3 separate regions of the Mus musculus genome follow, and all the other regions are linked to region 1. A link is a loop called in an ENCODE intact Hi-C map of the cell type or tissue named here. Cell type or tissue: left cerebral cortex. All regions are shown on one strand. Links, peaks and the distances in the headings refer to the core of each region. The heading gives the core; the rest is flanking DNA.

The links. Hi-C counts contacts between places; a loop is a spot of excess contacts. Peaks named below come from ENCODE experiments on the same cell type or tissue, not always from the same donor. Only the 100,000 strongest peaks of a DNase experiment are listed, where the experiment ranks them.
Region 2: a loop joins it to region 1, with 2.2 times the contacts of the local background. A loop is called at or near these places in 2 of 42 quality-filtered maps.
Region 3: a loop joins it to region 1, with 6 times the contacts of the local background. A loop is called at or near these places in 4 of 42 quality-filtered maps.

The regions. Positions count from the first base shown.
Region 1 is chr13:82,313,117-82,318,908 of GRCm38, reverse strand. No RefSeq gene overlaps it. Among named protein-coding and RNA genes, the nearest start is that of Gm24295, 270 kb to the right of the region's middle. In left cerebral cortex, for the core only: no CTCF peak of the experiment used is centred there; DNase peaks (open chromatin) are centred at 1,548, 1,913 and 2,572; H3K27ac peaks cover 3,035 bases.
Region 2 is chr13:82,434,686-82,440,477 of GRCm38, reverse strand. No RefSeq gene overlaps it. Among named protein-coding and RNA genes, the nearest start is that of Mir3961, 260 kb to the left of the region's middle. In left cerebral cortex, for the core only: no CTCF peak of the experiment used is centred there; a DNase peak (open chromatin) is centred at 3,329.
Region 3 is chr13:82,904,474-82,910,265 of GRCm38, reverse strand. No RefSeq gene overlaps it. Among named protein-coding and RNA genes, the nearest start is that of Mir3961, 210 kb to the right of the region's middle. In left cerebral cortex, for the core only: no CTCF peak of the experiment used is centred there; DNase peaks (open chromatin) are centred at 492, 921, 2,407 and 3,182; H3K27ac peaks cover 3,628 bases.

The DNA.
Region 1 (5,792 bases), core at 468-5,467:
ATGAGTAGGAATAAACTTTTGAAGAGAAAAACTATACTGTATTATACTGGGAAAAATATGCAAAGCAATCTAAACACTAATGCTTGTGTATGCATTTATATAAACACATGTTGGAAATTTTGACCTGATTGTTTTACATCTTGACCTCAAATGGTTCGAGAAGCTTATGCTAAAGAAGGGCAACACTGAAATACACGAGGGAAAAAGTCCACTTTTATTTTAAGGTTTTTATATTAAGAAAAGACATGTGTTAAATGTGGGAGGAAACACATTTACTATTCTTTAAATGTGAAAAGGCCCACTCATATTTGGATGTACATTTTAAGAGGACGATGAACATAAAAGGCTTTTCTAGAGGAAAGTGAGAATTGGGGGAAAAAAGGAGTTTAAAGTTAGATCATCTCAAGAGAAGTCTGAAAAATGCAGCATTGTCTTTATCTACCTATTAATGTACCAGAGTTAATTTCAACTAATTTTGTCATGCTCCCAAGTCTTCAGTGGGTGTAAACACTATGCACAGTGGAAATTCAACAAGTGATGGTTGAGTGTTTGCTTGAATGGCTGAAGAATGAGTGAATGAAAGAATCACCAAACAAGTCAAAATCAAGGTTACAGTATCTGTTTATCATGATCTTTCTAATCATAAGGTTTCTGAACAATGAAAAAAAAGCAGCCTCAACAAACAATGAGCAACAGTCTGTATCCATCCAACAGCAGCTCCCAAGGAAGTGAAGAAGAAACTTGGGAGATGGAGCAACAAGTTAACATTTTCCAACCTCTTCAGCAAGGATACTCTTACTGTCACAATCTTAGATTTCACTGAGAGGAAAAGAATTACTATATTCCAGTTACTAATTCAAAAAGAAAAAAAAAGGATGGGTGGAACAAAATGAGGATGTGTGAAGCACTGCCATGAAAACAGAGCTCTGGGATGTTGAGGCTGAGATGACAGGAAGCCTAGGAAGGGATCGTTAGGTACACAGAATATTTGAAGGTACATTTCAAATGGGAAACCTGAGTGTCAGAATCTCACATTTTCAATAACCTTTGGATTAGCTCATAGCATTTTATATGATTCTCTGAATTTTAGGACAGAATTAAATATTTGAATGTGATAACTTGGCCAAAGTGCTGAATGAAAAGAACATGCTCACAAAGTACATCTTGTTCCCATTCGAGGTTGGGGATATTCTGCAGGCAACAGAAATGAAGTAACTATACAATAATGTTTTATTATCATTAACATTTATCAGAGCTGGTTTGACAGGGTACGTTATTCTAGAAAATGGGTATAATTGAGATAAGAATCTTTCTTTAAACTTTTATACCTAATATATTAACTGTAACCATGTCTCTAGCCAAGTTAATCAAGCAGATATATAAACTATTTAAGACATTTGAGTGGGAGAGCCAGAGTCTCTCTTTCTAGGCTCAGTCTGCCAAAAACCATTGGAGGCGTCTCTATTTCTAATATTAGATACTACAATTGGACCTCCGCCTCCTGCCTCCAGATAACTATTCAGTAGGGCTGACTCTCAGCTTATGTGAAGATATAGGAGAACAGAATTTGTGACATCCTGGAAGCTTGCCAGATTTCAGTGGGTGGGAGGACCAAGGCTAAAGGCCAAATGACAGATCCCCTAGGAGGATGCACAAAACAGACCCTCAGGCCTCTGTTGACTAAAGTGATAGTTTTTTTGATCATGGGGGTAGTTAGGAAATAATCTAGTTCAGTTTCTCTCCAAGAAAAATAATTCCAAGTTGAGGCTGGTACACTGTGAGGGGGAAAAAAATCTAAAATAAAAAGCTTAGCTGTAGTTCATTAACTTTAATTGGTTTTTGTTGCTTCTCCTCAGGTTTCCTGGATCTTTCCGCCATCTCCTCCCCCAACTCTCGGCTTTCCCTTCTTCTACCTCTCGCCTCCTCCCCCTCCAATCTGGCTTTCCCTCCTTCCTGGCAGCATTTTTAGCTTTAATTTGATAGTAAAAACTGAATCCAAAGTTACAGAATTCTTCAAATTCAACTTCTTTGGAGAAAAAGAAGTTTCAGGAAAAAAAGAATTAGCTATCTCAGCTGAGATCCTGGACATCAAAGGCCTATGTCTCCACACGTGACAGGTGTCCTGGGAGGGTTAAAGAAAATCAGTCACTCCTTAAAAGTCATTTGTACACTTAGTACCGGCATATCTCTGCCCTAGGAATAAACAGAGACACAAAACAGGTCTTCATTGTCATGAATTTTAGACTACTGGAAAACATGTAAAAACAAACAAACAAGACAATGTGTTTTTTTAAATGTCAATGCTATTAAAAAGCAAAGGGCTATGAAAATAAAGATAGTGTGATGCTTAGAGTATAGGTGAAGAGCATCTCTGAGGTCCTGCGCTCCAGAAGAATGCAGGGATATAAACATTTCAGCATTTCTTCAGGAAGGATATTTAGACAAAGGACAGCATGAACTGCATAAAGAAGGCCAAAACATGCATAGTATGATAAATAAGAGAGGCATGCAAGAACACAAGGCCAACAAAAATGAAAGAAAACAATTGCTTGAATACATTCTGTTCCCATCCTCTCCCAGGGCAGAGTTATATGCCTGCATGAGTACTGCACAAGAGTCACCAAGTCTGCCAGGCATTGAACAATTGCTGTATTGAAATTTTATGAGCAATTAAATCTGAAATGTAATGTTTTATTTTGTAAATCCTTGCTTCAAAGTACCTAACCCCTGCCCCATCATTTCAGAATTATTTTACAATCTCAAAGTACTAAATTTAGGTATAAGGTATAAAGGAAGATAGAAAACCTATCTCAGTCAAAACAGTTGAATCCTATGTACCAGTAATTATCCCACCCAAATTAAATTTAGTTATATGAATGTTCAATTCCTTCACCTCTTATTTCTACTGTATTTTATATGGCTTGGCTTAGGTTGATACATGGTCCATCTTAAACACACACACATCTATTTCAGTACAGACACACAAACGCATGAATATATGTACTAAAATAGAAGTGTGTGTATCTGTTGTGTATCTCATATTTTAAAACCGTGGAAAATATAGCCAAATGAATTTAATCATCTGCATTGTACTTTTATATTTAAAATGCTGCTTCAGAGAATGTAAAGCTATTTTAGATCCACTTCTAACTCATCAGATAGAAAGATTTAGTCTCAACCAAAGCAGAAAACAGAAAAGAATATTTATGCGTGTTTTATTTCACTGGAATATTTCCATTTTAATTAGAAAGTATACACAAATGCTAATTTCATCACTAATATGTTCCAGTCTGACCTATTCAAGCAAGTGTACCTGAAACTTACATTTAATTCTATGATTTCTAGTGTGAGAGGAAATCTAAATTGGAAAGGGAAAGAAGATTGGAGGACAACAAAATATTGCAATAATGTCTGGGTAAAATATAAATTCCTGAAAGTAAGAGAATTTAATGACATTTCTGCTATATGAGAATCAGAAAGCTGTTTTACCTTCTGGACAATAAGATGAATTGGATTCATGGTTTTAAAGACAATGTATATGTTTTAATTCAGCTATTAAACTGTTAAATAGATGAAAAGATTTTCAATAAACAGTTGAACAGTAAATCTATGCCCTTAATTCTCCTTCAGTGGTGTTGTACTGATCAGAATGGTGTTTATTTTTTCATAAAGATTAAAATTTATATTAATAAGTTGGAGATGAAGAACAAATGGAAAGAAAACAAACAATTGAAGGCTAGAAAGATAGAGTTATAAAGAAAACCTGTACCTTTGTATTCTGTGAGCATTCATATCACTTAACAAATAGTAAAACAGAACAAGAAAAATAGCATAAGCACTGAGGAGTGGCCTGCTAGGAACAGCCCCTCACAGGCTCTTTTGTCACATGCTTGGACTCCAGAGAGTGCTTTTATATGGAAGGTTGTAGGAAAGTTAGGAGGTGATATATATTGAAGGAGTCAGGCCCCTGGAGGCATGACATCAGGAGCTCTCTCTTATTCTAGATGCTTGCTCTTCTTCTTTCTCTCTGCTTCCTGTCTGAGGAAAACTAAAGAAGTTCTCCATCACATGCTATAGTTGCCATGATAATTTTCTCAAAGTCATAGGACCACTCAAACATGAACCTAACACCATAAGCCCTAGTAGATCCTTCCTCCTCTCTTAACCTCTTTATATCAGGCACTCTCAGGCCGTGAGAAGAAAGTTAACATGCTTATTCAAATCTAACAAGAAACTTGTTTCTTAGGAAATGGCTAGATCCCATTTGTGGATTCTTGATCTTACAGCACAAGCCATTGATGTTCTGTTAAGGAATTTTTCCCCTGTGCCCATATGTTCGAAGCTCTTCCCCACTTTCTCCTCTATAAGGTTCAGTGTATCTGTTTTTATTTGGAGTTCCTTGATCCACTTTGACTTGAGTTCTGTACAGAGAGATAAGAATGGATCGATTTGTATTATTCTACATGCGAACAGTCAGACAGTTGTGCCAGCACCATATGCTGAAAATACTCTCTTTTTTCCACTGGATGGTTTTAGCTCCTTTGTCAAAGGTCAAGTGACCATATGTGTGTGGGTTTATTTCTTGGTCTTCACTTCTATTCTATTGATCTATCTGCCTGTCATTGTACAAATACCATGCAGTTTGTTTTTTGTTTTTTTTTTTTTATCACAATTGCTGTGTAGTACAGGTTGAGATCTGGTACAGTGATTCCACTGAGGTTCTTTTATTGTAGAGAATAGTTTTCACTATACTAATTTTTTATTTATTCCAGATGAATTTACAAATTGCTCTTTCTAACTCTGTGAAGAATGAGATCTCATAAACTTGCAAATCTTCTGTAAGACAAAGGATACTGTCAATAAGACAAAAAAGGCAACCAACAAATTGGGAAAAGATTTTTACCGATCCTAAATCTGATAGAGAGCTATTATCCAATAAATATAAAGAACTCAGGAATTTAGAATTCAGAAACCAAATAATCCTATTAAAAATGGGGTACAAAGCTAAACAAAGAATTCTCAACTGAGGAATAATGAATGGCTGAGAAGCACCTGAAAAAAATGTTCAACATCCTTAGTCATGAGGGAAATGCAAATCAAAACAACCCTGAGATTCCACCTCACACCAGTCAGAATGGCTAAGATCAAAAACTCAGGTGACAGCAAATGCTAGTGAGGATGTAGAGAAAGAAGAACACTCCTCCATTGCTGGTCAGATTGAAAGCTGGTACAACCACTCTGGAAATGAGTTTTGAGGTTCCTCAGAAAATTGGACATAGTACTACCTGAGAACCCAGCTACACCACTCCTGAGCATATAACCAGATGATGCTCCAATACGTAATAAGGACACTTAATCCACTATATTCATAGCAGCCTTATTTATAATAGCCAGAAACAGAAAAGAACCCAGATGTATCTCAAGAGAGGAATGGATACAGAAAATGTGGTACATTTAATCAATGGAGTACTACTCAGATAGTAAAAACAATGAATTTATGAAATTCTTAGGCAAATGGATGGATTTGGAGGATATCATCTGAAGTGAGATAACCCAATCACAGAAGATCATACATGATATGCACTCCCGAATGAGTGGATATTAGCCCAGAAGCTCAGAATACCCAAGATACAATTCACAAACCACATGAAACTCAAGAAGAAGGAAGACCAAAGTGTGGATACTTCGATTCTTCTTAGGAGGGGGAACAAAATACCCATGGAAGGAGTTACAGAGACAAAATGTGGAGCAGAGACTGAAGGAATGACCATTCAGAGACTGCCCCACCTGGG
Region 2 (5,792 bases), core at 294-5,293, 120 kb before region 1:
GCTAGAGAAAGTACCCAAGGCGCTAAAGGGATCTGCAATGTTGGATGGAACAACAATATGAACTAACCAGTACCCCGGAGCTCTTGACTCTTGCTGCATATGTATCAAAAGATGGCCTAGTTGGCCATCAGTGGAAAGAGAGGCCCATTGGACTTGCAAACTTTATATACCCCAGTACAGGGGAACACCAGGGCCAACAAAATGGGAATGGGTGGGTAGGGATGTGGGGGGGAGGGTATGGGGGACTTTGGGGATAGCTTTGGAAATGTAATTGAGGAAAATACGTAATAAAAAAGTATGATAAAAAAAGATATTTAAAATTAAATCTTATATTCATGGCAAAAAAATGGTTATGTTGATGTGATTCAAACCCATGGACTATTTCTCTTCTTCTGCTTTTCATCATGAACTTCAAAACAGCATAGAACTTTCTGCAAGGCAAAAGCATGTTTTGGCAGTACCTTGGAACTCTCCCTAATCAACATATCAACTTGTTGGTGAATTACATAGCTGGAAGTTCACAGATAGCCTTTTGAATATGAGGTGTATAGCCTGCTGAATCAAAGTAACTGTCTCCGTACACACAGTTTTACAGTACAATGCAGTGAGTCTGTTTTTTGTGGAAGTGCAGCCTTGTTGTCCAATTAAAATATGTAAATTTAAAACAGAAAGGCTTAGAAATTTAAACAAAACTTTGTGGGGGGAGTGATAAAATTCAACAAAGAGCCCGAATGTTCACAAATGGGAGAATTTTAAATTTTTCAAGGATTCCTTCATTGATAAAAGTGTTCCTTTGGATTTACAGTATAACAGACTATCATTAATAGTGTCAGAGATTGGTTCTCTGCTCCATCTTTGTCCCTACACTTCTTGTAGGCAGGACAAATTTGGGATCAAAAGTTTTATGGGTGGGTTGGTATCCTTATCCCTCTACTGGGAGTCCTGTCTGGCTATAGTAGGTTGCTATTTCAGACACTGTATGCTCACAAGTGGTTGCTGACAGGAGCCTGATATAGCTGTCTCCTGAGAAGCTCTGCCAGTGCCTGACAAATACAGAAGTGGAGGCTTACAGCCATCCATTAGACTAAGCACAGGGTCCCCAATGAAGGAACCAGCAATAGTACCCAAGGAGCTGAAGGGGTCGGATCCCCATAGGAGGAACAATAATATGAACCAACCAGTACCCCCAGAGTTTCCAGGTACTAAACCCACTGCTCTAGAGTCACCCTCTTAAACTCCATGGAGACTCTTCCAACCTAGATTTCTGGCACATTCTAAAGATGCCACTCACTACCCACCCCCCAATTTCCATTTATTCTCCTAGTCCATGTCCCTCAGCTTCAGAATGGATGCAGAATATGAGATTCATTTACATAGTGGAATACTACTCAGCTGTTTAAAACAAGGACGTGATGAAATTTGCAAGCAAATGGATGGAACTTGAAAATATCATTCTGAGTGAGAAAATCCGGACCCAAAAGGACATGCATGGTATGTACTCACTTATTGTGGATATTAGCCATAAAATACAGGATATCTATGCTGTAATCCACAGACTCAAAGAAGCTAAATCACAAAGAAGGTCCAAGTAGGATGCTTGAATCTCATTCAGAAGGGGAAGTAAAATAGTTGTCATAGACAGATGGTAGAGGAATTGGGTGGGAGAGGAGATGTGGAGGTGAAAGGGGGGAATCAGGCTTCTGTGCTTTAATGTTTATTCTCATCTAGTGGTGCTGTACTAGGAACTTGTAGAATATGGAAAAGTATAGCTTACATGGAAAAATTTGGTCTCTGAGATGTAGGCATTTAGGGTTATAGGCTAGACCCAGCTCCTACTTGTGAATACTCTCAAGCCACTACAATGTCTTTGCCAGATGGACTGTGAACCAAAACAAATTCATCCTCTTTTAAGCTGATTTTGTCAAATATGTGGTCAGTGATGAAAGGGTCTCTAATATATAAATTATTATCAGATTGTTAGGGTGATAAATCTAACTGTATAACAAAGCCTTCAACGTTAATCTGTAGAAGTATGGAAAAGTTTGGAATAAGAAAGCTTATACTGTTATATGCAGAGTTTACTGGACTATCCTGGTATAATTTCTAAAGACCAGAATGGCAAATAAAGGCAGACAGGAAGTACTTGACGCAAAAGGTCTCAGAGGATCACAAGGCCTCTGTTGAACATAGAGCTAGAAACCACCAGGCTTAGCTTTCATTTGCTATGTTAACACATTGATGAAAACAACTTATGGGGGAAATGGGTTTGTTTCATCTTACAAATATCAGGTCCTAATTCATCACTTTAGAAAGTTGGGGGAGGGGTAACTTTAGGCAAGAACATAAAGAAAGAAACTGAAGCAGAAATCATGGAGGAACACTGCTGCTTCCTGGCTTGTCTCCCATGGCAGGCTCAGCTTGCTTTCTGATACAATTTAGGAGCAACTATGTAGCATCACCCACAGCAGTCTGAGAGATTAAATTAATCATAATTAAGAAAATGTCCCAGAAGGACTGGCTATAGGCCAATCTGGTAGAAGTAGTTCTTCAGTTGAGATTCCCTCTTTCCAGATGAGTCTAGTCAAGGTAAAATCTTAGCAGCACAATACCATGATACGTTCTGTAAAAGAACCTTTTGAATATTGTCTATATCTTAAAAAGTGGAGTGAAGCTGAATTTAAAGTAATGGATTAATTTGTTTGGTAAAGGAAATTTTAAGATGCTGTAACATTCAGGCCCTGGAAGAGTCAGTCAGTGCTCTCTACATTTAGTGATATTTAATGCTGAGAATTCAAAGTAGAAAATTAAGTAAAACGATGAAGCTTGAGCTCAATGAAAGCTGCAGATAAGGCACATAAAGAAAATGTGGCTGCAATTCATAAAGAGATGTCTTCTATGACAATTAAGTATCATAATCTGTGTTGAGGCCATTGGAAAGGTGCATGGGCTAGATTCTACTCATCAAAAACTCAGTGGTTGCTGGGCAGTTGGTGAAACACACCTTTAATCCCAGCACTTGGGAGGCAGAGGCAGGTGGATCTCTAAGTTCAATGCCACCCTGGTCTACAGAGTGAGTTCCAGAACAGCCTGGCCTACACAGAGAAACCCTGGCTCAAAAAACAAAAACAAAACAAAACAACTCAAGGGTGTGACAATTCAAAAACAGACAATCTTGCATTTGGTTCTAAATAAATTCCACCCCAACAGAAATACCAAGGGAAGTATGTTGCTAACTTTACCCAGGGAGTTTTCTTTCCAAGGTGTTTTGCTGTAGCCCAAGAGAATCAGGCTACATCTCTAATTCTAGCAGAATTTTGTGATGTTTTTATGATGCTTCTTTTGTAGATGTGCAGGAAGTCAGATGGTTGAGTCATGAGAATTCTAGAAGTCCACTGAGAACACGCAATGTCTCATAGGTTTGTTTGCTCTGAATGGAGCTGCTGAGTGGGTTATATAAAAAGTGATGAAGGTGAATGTTGAAATCAGAATGACCTTCTCTTTGTAAAATGGTAATTTTTAGGCTGGGTGTCTCTATCTTAAAAGTGTGACTTAACTCCAATTTAGTGGAAATACCAAGGCAAATGATGTTGTACTCCCTGTATTTGCAAGCACCTCTACTTGTCTAACATTTTATATGAGATGCAGATTGATAAAAACAAACTGACTTCTAAATATAAAAGGAGTCACTGTGCAAATTGTCAAAGAAGATTGGAGTTGAATGAAAATATTGTCACATTAAAATCATATCAATGAAATCTGGCCTGAGAACTTATCAGACACTCTGGATCAAATAAGAGTATATTACCATCTGGAGTATATGAAGAGGAAGAAATCTAAAATAATGACAGTGATCTCTGCTGACCTATATTCTGAACATTCAGTGTGTGTAACAAGAGACCAAGAGGCAGAATATTCCTGTTTATCGTGAGAATTTTAGTTCAATGTGGTCTCCACTCCTCTTTGTTCGTCTGTCTGTCTGGACCTGGTTATATACCTTTCCTCCAAGGTCCTGAATTTCTATACTTCATCTGTATCATCTTCATGGTCCTACATCTCACTTAGGTACCTTAACTCACGCTGTGACCCCACTCCTGACAGTTGGTCTCTCTGACAGCATCCTTGCAGTGGCTATCTCTAGGTCTGTCTCAGCCCTCTTCTTTGCTTCTGTTAAAGGCTCCTTGAGCCCTTTTCTTCTCCTTTGGTGTCTTTAACTCTTCCATAGCCATTCTATAATCTACATATGTACATAAATAAATGGGTAAATATACAGACAGATATAGATAAATAGAAGACAAGTGGGCCATAAGTGTAATTAAAACGATGTGATGAGTAATGTGTGATCTAGGTGTCAATTTTAGTAATTAATATTGTGATAAAATGTCTGCTCTCTGCACAGAAGAGCACAGGAGTGCTGAGCCATGGAAGAATTCAAGAGTCTCTCCTATGGCAGACCTGTTGCTGGAAGCAGGAAAGCTGAATCACCTTACCAGATTGGGAGAGTTGACCCTGTTGGTACAAGTGAGAGAGAAAGAACAAGAAAAGCTGTTTGGGGAAAAAACGGTATCCCGTGTCATACACGAGCATACAACACAGATTCTATAGGGAGATATTTTTAAAGTCAGTGCTCTCTTCATTCATTTTTATTGTTTTTTTTTTTTGTGGGGAGTTTGCAAGGTCAGAGGATGTAGAAATATGGAGGGACAGGGAGATAAGAGGAATTGGGGCACATGATGTGAACTTTGCAAAGAATTAATAAAAAGACAAAAAAAATAGAATGTTTATGCCATTGTATACTAGGGTTGCATAACTATACTTCAGTTTTTGGGGTTTTTTTTTTTTTTTTTTTTTATAAAGCCTAACAATTAATACATTGCCTGTAGTCTTTGAAAAGACTTTGAATTTTGGACTTGTGAACACCATTTGAATTATGAGGCTACATGGACTTTTGAAGTTAGTCTGAAAGCACTTCACATTCTGAAATGGACATAAGCCTATAGAGGGTGAAATATGTTTTGCATGTAAAAACCACACAGGCTCATGTTCTTAAACATTTGGTCCCCAGCTGATGGTGTTATCTTAGGCAGTTGTAGACCATTCAGGAGACAAATCCTAGCTGGAGGAAATGGGTTATTGGCCAGAGGGGTTTAAATATTATCAGCCTCCTTGTGGACTGTTTGTTCAGCACTGTTTACAAACATGTGCCACAACGTTTTCCCCACCACGTTGAACTACATTCCCATAAAACCATGAGATGAAAGAATTTTTCAATTATTTGTTCACTGCAACAAAGAAAGTAATACTGATACTAAATGACAGTAAAATATAATGTGTTGTGTTTAGCTGAGAAGACCCATGCAAATATTCTTTCATCTACTAGAATGCTTGAACAGCCACATTTAATAAATATAAAAAGGTTTCTCCATTTAAATACTTGCTTAAGTTATTAATCAAGTTGATACATTTCTTTATTTCTTCTTTGATATTAATAAAGTGCCCAAGAAATTATTAAGAACAATTGCCTATAAATACTAAATATTGATCATATTAAAGTTCTTGTAAAGTTTACATACTAAAGCTGAACCTCTTAAGGTGCTGCAATGAGAAGTTCCTCAGACACTTTAGGACAGTGGTTCTCAACTGTGGGTCATAACCTCTTTGTGGCCCACATGATCTAAGGCCATCAAAACCACAGAGATTCATACTGCAATTCATAACAGTAGCAAAACTACAGCTATGAGGTAGCAATAAAAATAAGTTTATGATTGGGTCTTAGCACCACAGGATGAACTGTA
Region 3 (5,792 bases), core at 294-5,293, 590 kb before region 1:
CCATGTTTATCATTAATAACCATTAGGCAATCTAACAATTACTTTCCTTAAATTACAAAGAAGGAAACTGAGGCTCATGAAAGTGAGTGATGCCACCAAGAAAGACATGGAAGAAGGTTTACTGTTTGTGTGTATTTAGCATCAGCCTATCTGTCACTCCATTATTGCGCTGCTTCCCAGTGAGTTATTTAAAAGTGATTGCTTAGTTACTTTCCTCCTAAGGGATTAGCGTACAATACTGAAAAACCCATATCTGGATTAGATTCTTTATTCCTTTAAAATTATCAGGAATTTTATATGGTCAACTAAAAAGAATTACTGAGAAAGAAATCATCACTGAGAGAAACGTATATGAAGCAGTCTGGGGTTTGGAGAGGCATGCAGCTTTGGAACCGGCCATGTGCGTTTTCTCTCTCTCTCCTCATCTACTTCTCTTCCATGGGGATTTATCTCTTGTAGGTAAAGAGGGCCTGATTAACCACGATTGGAAAAATCAAATTTGGAGCCACGATCTATTCTCTCTGCCACCCATACTGAAGCATTAGCCATAAAGAAAATGACTGCATATGAAGTTCTGCGTTCATATCAATTCATGTCCTGGGCATATCTCTCCTTATGGTTTTATCAGTCTCAGGGAGTGCTTTGCCTTTTCTTATTAATTTAAATAAAATATTTTGATGATTTTCCATTCATGTGTATAAATCTTACTCTGAATATGAGGACTCTCATTTTCTAAACTTTAAGCTGGGAACTCTACTGTACTTTGTTTCCCTTTTAGGATTAGTTGCAAAGTTCTAATTGACAGAATGAAAAGCAAAAGAACCCACTGAACACCCACTACATGCTTTTTTAGAAAGGGGAAACATTCTATAAAAAACACTGAACAATGCAAGACACACACGGATGAACACGTGTCTTAATGACATTCTATGTGCAGTTCCTTCCCCAACACGTCCTTCTCACCACGCAGCACATAAGCCACAGAACACAGAGCCCTGGGAAGTCTGCTTTTAGTAGCATATATGCATTTTCAAAAATGTTTGTCAGTCCCAAAATCCTAGTATGTATTTCAAGTGGTTAGGATTTTAATATTTTTAAAGCCTGGCTGCCATTTTGTTGTAGCAACTACACAGTGTGGTTTGTATATAATTCGAGGACAAATTTTTATATCACTCTTTTCTTTTTATATGTTGTAAAAAATTAATTTATTAGAACTAATTAAGATAGGATCAACATTTTGAAGAAGCAGTTTTATTTAAAAAGCAAAACCGAACCAAACCAAATTAACAACAAAAATAAAAAAGATCACTCAAAGTGCTGTCGGGTGGCCTATGGATGATTTAAAAATCTTTCTTTAAGAGGTGGGATATGTCAGGTGGTGTCCAGTATTCCTGTATCTGAAGTGCCTATATTTCAGTGACCTATACAGGTGTAAGCTTGTATAATAAGACTTGACAATGAAGAGACATTTGCTTATAAATAACGTCTCAGGGAAGAAAATGCCTAACAATTTTTACATATGCAGCATTCATCCCATAAAAAGAATAGAAGTATCTTATCTTCTATTCTGCTAACAGGTTTCAGCAGTTTTCTGAATACTTATGAGTAGCTCAGAAATTCATATAAGTTCATGTAATTCACACAGCATCTGCTGTAAAAAAAATAGTGATAATTTACATCCAATTAAAATATCTCTCATTAGATAAAATGATTTAATAAACCAACAAATTTATATAAGAGGATAGTATTCACTGGGAATAAAATGACTCAATTTGCTATGCAAACAAAAAAATCAATGAGCAGAAAACTGGAAAAGGAACACGTCCAATGTCTTTTATATAAAATTTTAATTTGTTGACTTAAAAAGAAAAACGGTGTCCTTACTGTCTTAGAATTTATGTGAGTTATTTAAAAAAGCATGTCTATTCATTGGATGAAATTCTTATTAAATTGCTAAAAATACATTTCTGAACTCCCTGTATCTGGTACAGAAGTAGAAATTTCAGTAATGTTTGCTACATATTATCACCTTCCTGCTTTTTTAATGTTTTACAGTTGTATTGCATGGGACTGTATGCAATCTTGACATAAAAGGAAATTAAAGTTTGTAATTTCTTTTTATGCTATAAGATTCCGTTACCTTTAAAATAAGCTTAGATCTATCTGGCAGGCAATTATGCAAATGCATTCTGTAAGGGCATATACTAATGATAAACCATGAAATAAACTCAAGAAAAAAAGAGGTGTCGAGCGAAGAAAAAAGTAAGTCTTGCTATTTTTTCCTTTAAATATTTTTAGGGCTCTTCACCACTGCTGTTGGGTCATCTCTCTTAGCTGTACTCCAGAGCCTTTGTCAGTCTGGAGGAGGCAGCCATGTGTCCATGGCTGCTTATTTAGAATGGTGAAGACAGATGGCCTGGAATTGCTGGAGAAGACCTTAAAATATATTATAAAGAGGAAAGGAAAGAAAAAGAAACAATGAGAGAGGGCATAAAAAGGAGACAAATATGTGGCAAAGAAAATCACAAACACACACACACACACGCAGGCATACATTCACGGGTGAGGATAGACTTCAGAGCAGTAGGACTGGATTTAATATAATTACTTCTTTATATAGAAGCTCAAATTTCATTGTTCTTGATATTATCTCTGTTTAAGGAGTTTTGAACAGCACAGCCCCTCCTGTTTTGACAGAGCAACCTGGGTAAAGTGTGATATATATTTGCTTCTCGTGCCTCCCAAGCTTGGACTGTGAATTTTGAATTGTACAAGGTCTAGAGCTTGACTTATCTGAATCATACTGAATGAACCATACTGAAACCCATGACACCTTAACTCAATGTTTAAATACAGTTTCTCAAAATTATTTTGTCTAGCTTATCACCTTTCTTTACCCTTTTCTATAATTTTTAGGAAGATATAAAATATATCTCAGTAAAGACCTTATTGAGGGATGGTTTATGTATCTTAGTTATGGGAGAGGAAGAAAAAGATAGTAATGTGTTAGTTTGAGAATATCAGTGCATAACAGTATGTTTTCAAATTGGAAGGCTCGAGGAGATATTTCAGTAGGATAAAATGGCATGAATTGATATCCTATTATGCATTTTGTATGAACATCTTCCCATTTTCCAGCTTCACTCCATTCCTCCAGGCTTCCGAGTGTGCCAGGTAAAAGCATACTAGTGTATCCACTGCCAGCTTCTCTCCTACTTCTAAAACAAATAATAGACTTCAAATTTCTTCTTTCTGCTTCCTGAGTTGTCATGGTTATCAAATAACACCTCCAAATTCTCTCTCATTTTAACTTTTTTGATTTTTCTGCTTTATATAAACAGGCTGAACGAAGACAGAGGAAAAAATAACCATCAAGTTTGGGATTTATAAGTAGTGAAGGAAGCATTAAACATGAAATGCAAAAAGAAATGATTTCTTACCCTCAAATGTAAATTAAGGTTTTTAGCTCAAAGTATTAAGTCTAACAAAATACCTGAGTTTTATAGTGGTTCTCTTAACAAGGTCCTGGAAACAACCATACAGCCTGTTAAACTGTGTTGTGGTTAGAGATCTTCTACGAGGATCCTTGTCTTCCAATGAAACAGCAGAAAGGATGTTGGATTTCTAAAGTAAATCAAGGGACTTTTTTGGATACCAGGTCCTTTAAAAATAGAATGGTCAGAAGGTTCATAAACAGAGAACTTGAAATGCTCAATACTTTTGTCTTACAAAAACATCTGTTGCTCATATGAACATTTTGAACACTAAATGCTTCATCTTGTCCTAAGGAGGTGTGCTGGGTGGTGGCTTCCTGCGGACTTGGCTCCAAGGAGGTCAGACTAACTCCCTGCCCACTTGGCTCAGCAATATCCCAGTGGTCAGCACGTCTTGCCATAATCACATAGTGGCGCCCCAAGCCCGATTCTAAACTGTACTTTGTACCTTCTAATGAAAGCATCCCGAAATATCCTTAACCACTCAGATTCTGGAACAACCATGACCTCAGACTGGACCAGAGTTTGCTCAGCAAGAATGGCTGGTGAAAAGCTCCCTGTGTGACAGACACTCCTCCTGTCCTCACTAGTTTTTGTCACTTTACCTTTTATTATTATGAGAATGAGCTGAGAAGCCTGTGACATAGCGATCCTGGACAGAAACGTGTTACACTATCACACAACAGCACAGTTTTGATTGTGTTTGAAATACTGTCAATAAAGAACAAGGTTTCAAAACGTAATTATAAAGAACATTTCTGTTTAAATCTCCAATAATAGAACTTAAAAAAAGAAAAAAACAGCTCACTCCTTTCACTTGTTAGAAAAATATTTATTCTGTTTCATCAACAAGAGAGAGTATTATCCTGCTTTTAAACATAGCATCCCCAGCATTCCTTTTTCATCAAAGTACATCCAAGTGGCTGAGGGATACATGTGATTGAACATCACTAGAATTGTCTAGCAGTGGCCTCTGAAATTCTTATGATCATAGAACCAATGAGAAGTAGCCATTTTTTTTTCACAGAAATTTCAACTAAAATAGAAAGCTGGGGGAGGGGTAGAGAATGACATCTGAAGTTAGTGGGTATCCCTGGGTCCTTTATGTTGCCACATCTATGTGTGACAGAGTAAAGTTACTTGGTAGCATGATCCAATGTATTTGACATGCACATACAGTCTTGATTTTAGTAGTACAATAAGGAATGGAGAAGGAAAAAAAATGAATCCAAAGATTCCATAAAATTATTTTGTTATAGCAAATATTCATTTTGATTTCTCCAAAGCCTCCTTTCAAGATAATGTTCCTGATAAATGTTATGTCATACACCTTGATTAGTGAGAACATATGTTGGAATTAGCTTTCTCATATCTAACCTTTTCTTCGAGGAATAACTGAATTTGTAAAAAGGAAAGCAGCAAAGGATGTTGACATAGTTTTATTCAAATTCAAACCTTTTTAATTTTTATGATAGTGGCTTTCTTACTATAGATATACTTTGTAATGATTTTTATTTTCAGCCCCGGTTACTTTTATTATTTAAGCTACACATGTTCTCAGACATTATAGTATTAAAATATATGACTATTTAAATACTAAGACAATATTTACAAAGTCCTATTTCATGCTTTTAAACACATTTTGACAAAATAATTGTTATTATATATGTAAAAATGTATTTAAAAGCCAAAGTTCTGATTTAGTGTCTTTATAACCAACTTATACTTTATAAGAATCATAGCTTAAATCTATGTACCACTTTTTTTGAGGGGCTGCAATATTTTCTAAATATAATAAAAGGCATTTACACATAATAAGCTCACAATTACATAGTCCACTTCTTAGACACAGAACAAATAGAAGTAGAAGAAGGAGAAAAAGGATAGGAGGAGGAATAAAATAAAATCAACTTCTCCTAGGAATTCTCTGGGTCTTGGCTATTCTCTTATTTTTCTGTCCCAACTGGAAAAGAAGAAGGATCTACTAACAACCACAGCTGTGTTGAAAACAAGTGAAAGCCAATTTACCTTGCTAATTTTTAACATGCTGCTTTCTTTAACTGCAGAGCTGTCTTTTTTCTTTTACTATCCAGAATTAGTTAATTTTTTTCACAATCTATTTTTCCCCTAGAAAGTAACCCCTTGTGTCCTACCATGGGCTCCTCACTGAATGATTTCTTTCTCTTCTAATTATATTTCTTCACCTTGGGAGGGCCTCACACTGCTTCAGGATAAGCAACCCAGCAGAGCCTAAGGTCAGGTGTGCCCTAGAATCTAAGTCTAGAAATTACAATCACT